Regions from separate parts of the Homo sapiens genome. Here region 1 is linked to region 2. A link is an interaction called in ENCODE POLR2A ChIA-PET data of the cell type or tissue named here. Cell type or tissue: Caco-2. All regions are shown on one strand. Each heading gives the region's core, and the rest is flanking DNA. Links, peaks and the distances in the headings are about the cores only.

Evidence for each region. Peaks named below come from ENCODE experiments on the same cell type or tissue, not always from the same donor. Only the 100,000 strongest peaks of a DNase experiment are listed, where the experiment ranks them.
Region 1: POLR2A ChIA-PET joins it to region 2 with 7 read pairs; 3 of 35 experiments call an interaction of 5 or more read pairs at or near these places.

What each region holds. Positions count from the first base shown.
Region 1 is chr12:122,258,657-122,263,046 of GRCh38, forward strand. VPS33A (VPS33A core subunit of CORVET and HOPS complexes) reads right to left here. Exons shown (of 13, transcript NM_022916.6): 4 at 2,605-2,791. Among named protein-coding and RNA genes, the nearest start is that of VPS33A, 5.6 kb to the right of the region's middle. In Caco-2, for the core only: no CTCF peak of the experiment used is centred there; no DNase peak of the experiment used is centred there.
Region 2 is chr12:121,922,228-121,926,617 of GRCh38, forward strand. CFAP251 (cilia and flagella associated protein 251) reads left to right here. Exons shown (of 22, transcript NM_144668.6): 3 at 1,395-1,763. Among named protein-coding and RNA genes, the nearest start is that of CFAP251, 5.8 kb to the left of the region's middle. RefSeq lists enhancers at 2,255-2,933, 2,496-2,790. In Caco-2, for the core only: no CTCF peak of the experiment used is centred there; a DNase peak (open chromatin) is centred at 2,588.

The DNA of each region.
Region 1 (4,390 bases), core at 281-4,280, 340 kb after region 2:
CCACTTCATACTCAGTAGGATGACTAAATTCAAAGAATAACAGGCCAGGCATGGTGGCTCACGCCTGTAATCGCAGCACTTTGGGAGGCTGAGATAGGTGGATCACCTGAGGTCAGGAGTTCAAGACCAGCCTGACCAACATGGCGAAACCCCATCTCCACTAAAAATACAAAAACTAGCCAGGCGTGGTGGTGCATGCTTGTAATCCCATCTACTCAGGAAGCTGAGGCGGGAGAATTGCTTGAGCCTGGGAGGCCGAGGTTGCAGTGTGCCAAGATCGAGATCGCACCACTGTACTCCAGGCTGGGTGACAAAGTGACAATCCATCTCAAAAAAAAAAAAAAAAAAAAAGACAGAATAATAAGTCTGTCCATGTGGATATACAACTGGAACCCTCCCACACTGCTGCTGGGAGTACAAACGGTACAGCTTCAGTGCAAAAGAGTTTGGCAGCTCCTCCAAATGTTAAATGCAGAGTTACCACAACTCAGCAATTCTACTCCTAGGGGTGTGTGTGTGTGTATGTATGTGTGTATGTATGTATGTATGTATGTATGTATGTATGTATGTATGTATTTTTGAGACAGAGTTTCACTCTTGTTGCCCAGGCTGGAGTGCAATGGCGTGATCTCAGCTCACTGTAACCTCCACCTCCCAGGTTCAAGCAATTCTCCCGCCTCAGCCTCCCAAGTAGCTGGGATTACAGGCATGCGCCATCATGCCTGGCTAATTTTGTATTTTTAGTAGAGACGGGATTTCTCCATGTTGGTCAGGCTGGTCTTGAACTCCCAACCTCAAGTGATCCATCCACCTCAGCCTCCCAAAGTGCTAGGATCACAGGCGTGAGCCACCACGCCCAGTCTCTACTCCTAGGTATATCTAAGAGAAATGAAACCATACATCCACATAAAAACTTTTCACAATATTCACAGTATCGTGACAGCCAAAAAGTGGAAACAACCCATCAGGTGTCCATCAGCTGATGAATGATAATATCATTACAATGGAATACTATTCAGCAATAAGAAGGAATGAAGGCCTCGCGCAGGCTTCAACCTGGGTGAACCCTCAAAACATTACACTAAGTGAAGATGCCAGACACAAAGGACCATTTATGTATTATAGAATTTCATTTCTAAAAAATCTCCAGAATAAGTTCAAAACCAGCCTGGACAACATAATAAGACGCTGTCTCTCCAAAAAATAAAAATAGAAAAAAAAAGAAATTAAAAAAAAATTAGCCAGGTGTGGCGGCACATGCCTGTAGTTCCAGCTACTCAAAAGGCTGAGGCTGAAAATTCGTTCAAGCCTAGGAGGTCAAGGCTGCAGTGAGGTATTATCACGTCACTGCACTCCAACCTGGGCAAAAGAGTGAGACTCTATCTCAAAAAAAGAAGAAAAGGAAAACTCCAGAATAAGCGAATTCATACAGACTGAACTAGATTAGTGGCTGCCAGAGGCTGAGGGAAGGAAAGATAGCGACAGACTGCTACTGGGCATGGGGATTCTTTTCGGAATAGTTAAAATGTGCCATACTTAGAGAGTGGAGATAGTTGCACAACTTTGTAAATACACTAAAAACCACTGAATTTTGCACCTTAAAGGAGAGAATTTCATGGCATTGTGAGTTTTTTTTTTTGTTTTTTGTTTTTTGTTTTTTTGAGATAGAGTCTCCCTCTGTCGCCCAAGCTGGAGTGCAGTGGCGCAATCTCGGCTTACTGCAACCTCCACCTCCCGGGTTCAAGTGATTCTCCTGCCTCAGCCTCCTGAATAGCTGGGACCACAGGGACCCACCACCACACCCGGTTAATTTTGTATTTCTAGTAGAGACGGGGTTTCCCCATGTTTCCCAGGCTGGTCTCAAACTCCTGATCTCAGGTGATCCACCCGCCTCAGCCTCCTAAAGTGCTAGGATTACAGGCATGAGCCACTTACCTCAGCCAGTATTGTGAGTTATAATAAATAAAGCTAATATTTTAAAATTTTAAAATTTAACTACTTTTAATGGGAAGTGTCTACATGATAAAAGACATTATACACAAAGTTAAGCCAGGCGCGGTGGCTCACGCCTGTAATCCCAGCAGTTTGGGAGGCGGAGGCGGGCGGATCATGAAGCGGATCCTGGCCAAGCAACATGGTGAAACCTTGTCTCTACTAAAAATACAAAAATCAGCTAAGCATAGTGGCGCACACTTGTAATCCCAGCTACTCAGGAGGCTGAGGCAGAAGAATCCCTTGAACCCAAGAGGCGGAGGCTGCAGTGAGCTGAGATCGCGCCACTGCGCTCCAGCCCGGGCGACAGAGCGAGACTCCGTCTCAAAAAAACAAAACAAAACAAAAAAACAAAGTTAAAAGACAAGTCACAGACTGGGAAGATACTTGCAGCTTTTATAATCCATAATGATCAACATCCAGAATATACAAAGAATTACTCAAAAAGAAAAAACGGGCAAAGAAAATGAACAATTTGTTGAACAGAAAATCTTAAACATCAATAAACATATAAAATGGGACTCAGCTTCACAGTAATCAGTACTGTGGTATGCTCACACTCATAAACTGGGCAAAAATTAATGCCTGAAGTTAAGGAAATGCCAAACTTACTTTGAATGCACCCTCTGATTCCATGGATAAGAGATCCCCATCGAATGGAATGAGATCTAAGCTGTACTCCTCCCTGTGAATAAAGGATCCCAAGACACCCAGATCCTTCAACCGCTGTTCGCACAACAGGCTACGGCGTGGCACAAACAGAATATGAAAATCTCTCGTTGGGCCTCGTCTATCTTCACTGCAAAGGAAGCAACATTTGTTAGCTTATGAGCTCCTAAGAGTCATGGACCATTTTGCTTTTTTTATCCCCACTGCCTGGCACATAGCAGGCACTAAATAAATGCTGGCTAGATAAATCATATAAATACTGACTCTCAGGCCGGGTGCAGTGGCTCACACCTGTAATCTCAGCACTTTGGGAGGCCAAGGCGGGCGGATCAGTTGAGGTCAGGAGTTCGAGACCAGTCTGGTCAAGGTGGCAAAACCCCGTCTCTATAAAATATACAAAAATGGCTGGGCGCAGTGGCTCATGCCTGTAATCCCAGCACTTTGGGAGGCCGAGGCGAGCGGATCACGAGAACAGGAGGTGGAGACCAACCTGGCCAACACGAAGAAACCACGACTCTACTAAAAATACAAAAAATTAGCCGGGCATGGTGGCAGGCACCTGTAATCCCAGCTACTTGGGAGGCTGAGGCAGGAGAATCGCTTGAAACCGGGAGGCAGAGGTTGCAGTGAGCCGAGACCACGCCACTGCATTCCAGCCTGGGCAACACAGCGAGACTCCATCTCAAAATAAATAAATAAAAACTAAAACAAAAATATACAAAAATCAGCTGGGCATGGTGGTGTGTGCCTGTAATCTCAGCTACTTGGGAGGCTAAAGCAGGGGAATTGCTTGAACCCTGGAGGCAGAGGTTGCAGTGAGCAGAGATTCCACCACTGCACTCCAGCCTGGGCAACAGAGTGAGACTGTGTCTCAAAAAAATAACCAAAAACTGACTCAGACCCAACGTGTTACAGCTGTACCCACTCTCTCTCTCTTTCTTCCCCCTGACAGGAAAGCATCACTGAGTCCTGGCGAGTACATTTTAGCATTCTCTTAAACCATTTATGGGGCATTGAAGCTCTCAGGTTGATTGAAATAGGATATCTGTGTCTCAATAAAAACAAATGGTTCTTCAACCAAAGCAATGCAGCCACAAAGAGTCTTAAATTAAAATGAAAGATCACTTTTGACTCCCACTCCTACTCTCCTTGACAGAGAACTTCCAAAAATAGCCCATATGCTTTTAAGATTTTAGGGGCTGCAACAATCAATTGTACCACAGAGTGCAGACTCGGCTGGGAGCACTTCCTCTATAGACTGGATGCTATATTAAAATTTAATCAGCTTTTTTTTTTTTTTTGCTTATGAAATTCAAGTACATGCAGTATATTTAAAAATAACTGCTGGAGGTTTATTTTTTTAAACTAGGGCCCTTTTTACTGACACAGGTTTAAGCTTTTGGCTATCTTTAAAGAATGGGTAGCTTTTGGCTATCTTGAAAGAATGGGTAGATAGGATGATCCTCCTCTCCAACTGCTGACAACAACTTCCTAAGTTTCTCATCCTCTCTATTTTTAATTTTTGGGGGGTACATAGCAGGCGCATGTATTTATGGGGTCCATGAGATGTTTTGATGTGGGCATGCAATGTGAAATAAGCACATCACGGAGAATGGGGGGACACATCCTCTCAAGCACTTACTCTTTGAGTTACAAAACAATCCAATTACACTCTTTTTTTTTTTTTTTTTTTGAGACGGAGTCTCCCTCTGTTGCCCAGGCTGGAGTG
Region 2 (4,390 bases), core at 312-4,311:
CTCCCGAGTAGTGAGATTACAGGCGTCCGCCACCTCGCCTGGCTGATTTTTTTGTATTTTTAGTAGAGGCAGGCTGTCACTTATGTTGGCCAGGCTGGTCTCAAACTCTTGACCTCAGGTGATCCACCAGCTTTGGCCTCCCAAAGTGCTAGGAGCCCCTGCACCTGGCCACAATCCATTCTTTTAAGGAGCTCTAAGGTGTGTAGGGAGGCAGACCTATGAGTGCAGTGAGTGAAAGATGCACAGGAGATGAAACAGGGCCTCTTAACTCAGTTTGGAGGATGGCCAGGGAAAGCTTCCTGGAGGAGGTGTGTGCCACAGCTGAGGTGCTCGCCTTAGAATGGAGTCGGTATGATAATAGGAGTGTAGGCTTCCCACAGACTGCTCCCAGTAGGAGAACTTAGCTGTGGCCTAAGAATAGGTCACTGTCTGTAGCTAGTCAGCCTTTTGGAGACCACGAGTGCCACTTAGAAGAATGATTTTGCCATTGTGGGTCTGCTGGTAGGCCAAGAATAAACTTGAACACACCCACGTTTGTCCTGTTCTTTTCTTTTCTCTTTTCTTTTCTTTTTTCTTTTTTGAGACGGAGTCTCGCTCTGTCGCCCAGGCTGGAGTACAGTGGTGCAATCTTGGCTCACTGCAAGCTCCGCCTCCTGGGTTCATGCTATTCTCCTGCCTCAGCCTCCCGAGTAGCTGGGACTACAGGCGCCCGCCACCACGCCCAGCTAATTTTTTGTTTTTGTATTTTTAGTAGAGATGGGGTTTCACCATGTTAGCCAGGATGGTCTCGATCTCCTGACCTCGTGATCTGCCCGCCTCGGCCTCCCAAAGTGCTGGGATTACAGGCGTGAACCACCGTGCCTGGCTCTTTTCTTATCTTTTCCTTTTCCCCCTCCCCTCCCCTCTCCTCCCCTTCCTGTCCCTTCTTCTCTCCTCTCATCCCTCCTTCCTTTCTGGGGTCTCACTTTGTCACCTAGGCTGGAGTACAGTGACATGATCTTTCACAAGCAGCCTCAACCTCCCAGGCTCAAGCAATCCTCTCACCTCAGCCTCCTGAGTAGCTGGGGCTACAGGCATGTACCACCACGCCCAGCTAATTTTGTTCATTTTTGGTAGACATAAGGTGGCACTGTGTTGCCCAGGCTGGTCTTGAACTCCTGGGCTCAAGTGATCCTCCCCTCTTGGCCTCCCAAAGTGTTGGGATTACAGGGGTGAGCCATTATACCCCATCTTGTTTTGTTTTTTAAGTACAAAATGTTCCAGCCTCTTTTAAAAAACATTTCATAATTCCTAGGTGAGGCTAACACTAAGACTGGCTGACTGGGAATAGAAAAGGTGAATAAATGGTGAGTAGCAGCACATATGGAATCATGATATTTTATTTCTTTTTAAAGAAAACCCAAAGAGGTAGCAAGTCAAAGCTTTCCTTACAATTGGAGGATGCAGAAACAGATGAGCTTTTAAGAGACCTGAGCACACAAATTGAATTTCTTGATTTGGATCAAATCAGTCCTGAGGAACAACAGATTAGTTCCCCTGAAAGGCAGCCCTCAGGAGAGCTTGAGGAGAAAACCGACCGGATGCCCCAAGATGAACTGGGACAAGAAAGAAGGGACTTGGAGCCAGAAAACAGAGAGGAGGGACAAGAAAGGAGAGTATCCGACATCCAGTCCAAAGCAGGGATCTCCCGGGAGTCACTGGTGTCCAGCACCACAGAGGACATTCTGTTTCAAAAGGATAAAAGCACCCCGGTGTATCCCTTGGTAAGTGTAATGCTTTTAAATCTCCCCCAGTGCTTTTGAGAGTGTTGCGCAATAGGGGAATTTTATGCATGTTGGGGGAAAAAGAATACCACCAGAAGGATACTTTTTAAACTAATAATAGACTTGTGTTTTTTTTTTTAAGACAGTCTTGCTTTGTCGCCCAGGCTGGAGTGCAGTGGCACGATCTTGGCTCACTGCAGCCTCCACCTCCCAGGTTCAAGCAATTCTTGTGCCTCAGTCTCCCGAGTAGCTAGGATTACAGGCATGAGCCACCACGCCTGGCTAATTTTTGTATTTTTAGTAGAGATGGCGTCTCGCCACGCCATGTTGGCCAGGTTGGTCTTGAACTCCTGACCTCAGATCATCCACCTGCTTCGGTCTCCCAAAGTGCTGGGATTACAGGCGTGAGCCACCACGCCCGGCCTAGACTTGTGTCTTTTTTTTTTTTTTTTTTTTTTGGAGACACAGTTTCACTCTTTTTGCCCAGGCTGGAGTGCAATGGCACGATCTTGGCTCACTGCAACCTCCGCCTCCCGGGTTCAAGCGATTCTCCTGCCTCAGCCTCCCAAGTAGCTGGGATTACAGGCGCCTGCCACCATGCCTGGCTTTTTTTGTATTTTTAGTAGAGATGGGATTTCACCATGTTGGCCAGGGTGATCTCGATCTCTGGACCTCGTGATCCGCCCACCTCGGCCTCCCAAAGTGCTGGGATTACAGGCGTGAGCCACCACGCCCGGCCTAGACTTGTGTCTTTTAAAGTTCGGTTAAGAGCTCCGACTGGAACACGTGTGACTGAACATGAACTTGAGAGCGGCATCTGCGTTCAATGGTGTTGCTCAGCAGGCAGGAAATTCCAGACATAGTTTGTCTGTTGCATAGGGTGCTATTTCACGTGGGAGATCCAAACTCCATTCCGCCCCTTTCCCCAGCTTCCTCCTCCCCCTTTCCTTCCCGCTTCCTCTCCCTCTTCTTCCCTTCCCTCTTCTTCCCCTCCCCTCTCCTTTCCCTTTTCTCTCTTCCCTCCTGTCTCCTCTCCTTTTTTCTCTCACATTGTAAAACTCCTCCTTCATGCTGCCAATTCCACCCCTTCCCCTTCTTGCCTCACCTCTTCTGCCTTTATCTTTACATGACCCCAAAACCATCCATTCCAAGAGGGTCCCAGAGTGGAAGGTAATGGAGGAGTGAAAGCCGCAGTGAAAAGCCCCAGGCAGTCCAGAGGAATCTGCCTTTGCCACTGCTGAAAATATTCCAGGGAGGCACCATCTGCGAGGAGTAAAAATATTATCATTTACCAGGAGAAGGAAAAGGAGGAGTTTTTTCCTTCTTCCTCCATCTGCTACTTTCTGAAAATTGTTTCCTAGGATTCATCCTTCCTGTAGATTCATGCCTTTGGAAGATGTGGAAGCGATTGAATGGATATCAAATACTTAATGTAGTTCCTAAGACATAGTGAGTACTCAGTAAGTGTCCGCAACTGTGTGTCATGACGATGACGGTGGCAAGACGTCTGGAGGGAAATGCAGGCAACTGGAAACCTCCTTTCTGCATATGGGCTTCATTTGAGCCCCGTGTGACAGCCTCTCTCCCACAGCTTGCAACTGTTCACTCCGAGAGAAAGAATAATTGAGCTTTAGGGCTCACAAAGACTCTTGTCTTGTTTAGCCAGCAAACATAAATCAGGCAATGTCTCTAAGAAGGTGTATTCTTTGTGTCAGGGGCACAGCTATCTGGACTTGGCAAGAGCCACTCCCCCAAGTTTTGGGTCTCGCTTAGCCTTGGTCTCACTGCGGAACCAAAACGGCAGAACCAAAAATTTTCTAGACTGTCTTCCTTTACAAATTACTTTAGCTTTTATTTATTTATTTATTTTTTGAGGTGGAGTCTTGCTCTGTCACCTAGGCTGGAGTGCAGTGGCGTGATCTTGGATCACTGCAACCTCCACCTCCTGGGTTCAAGTGATTCTCCTGCCTCAGCCTCCCGAGTAGCTGGGACTACAGGCATGCACCACCACGCCCAGCTAATTTTTTGTAATTTTTTTTTTTTTTTTTTTTTTTTTAGTAGAGACGGAGTTTCACCGTGTTAGCCCGGATGGTCTTGATCTCCTGACCATGCAATCTGCCCGCCTAGGCCTCCCAGAGTGCTGGGATTACAGGCGTGAGCCACCATGCCCGGCCTTTTTTAAGAGACAGAGCCCTGCTGTGTTGCCCAGGCTGGACTAGAACTCAATCCTCCCACTTCAGCCTCCTGACATTTCTTTAGCTTATTGCATGTATCTTCTTTCTTCTTTCTTTTTCCTTCACTTTCTTTTTCTTTCTCTCTTTCTCCTTTATTATTTTTTTCTTTTTGTTTATTTTGAGACAGGCTCTCACTCTATCACCCAGACTGGAGTGCAGTGGTGCGATCATGGTTCACTGCAACCTCCGTCTCCTGGGTTCAATGGATCTTCCCACCTCAGCCTCCCCAGTATCTGGGACTACAGGTGTGTATCACCACACCCAGCTAATTTTAAAAATCTTTTTTAGAGATGGGGTCTCACTATGTCTCTCAGGCTGGCCTTGAACTCCTAAGCTCAAGCAATCCTCCCGCCTCGGCCTCCCAAAGTGTTGAGATTATAGGTGTGAGCTACC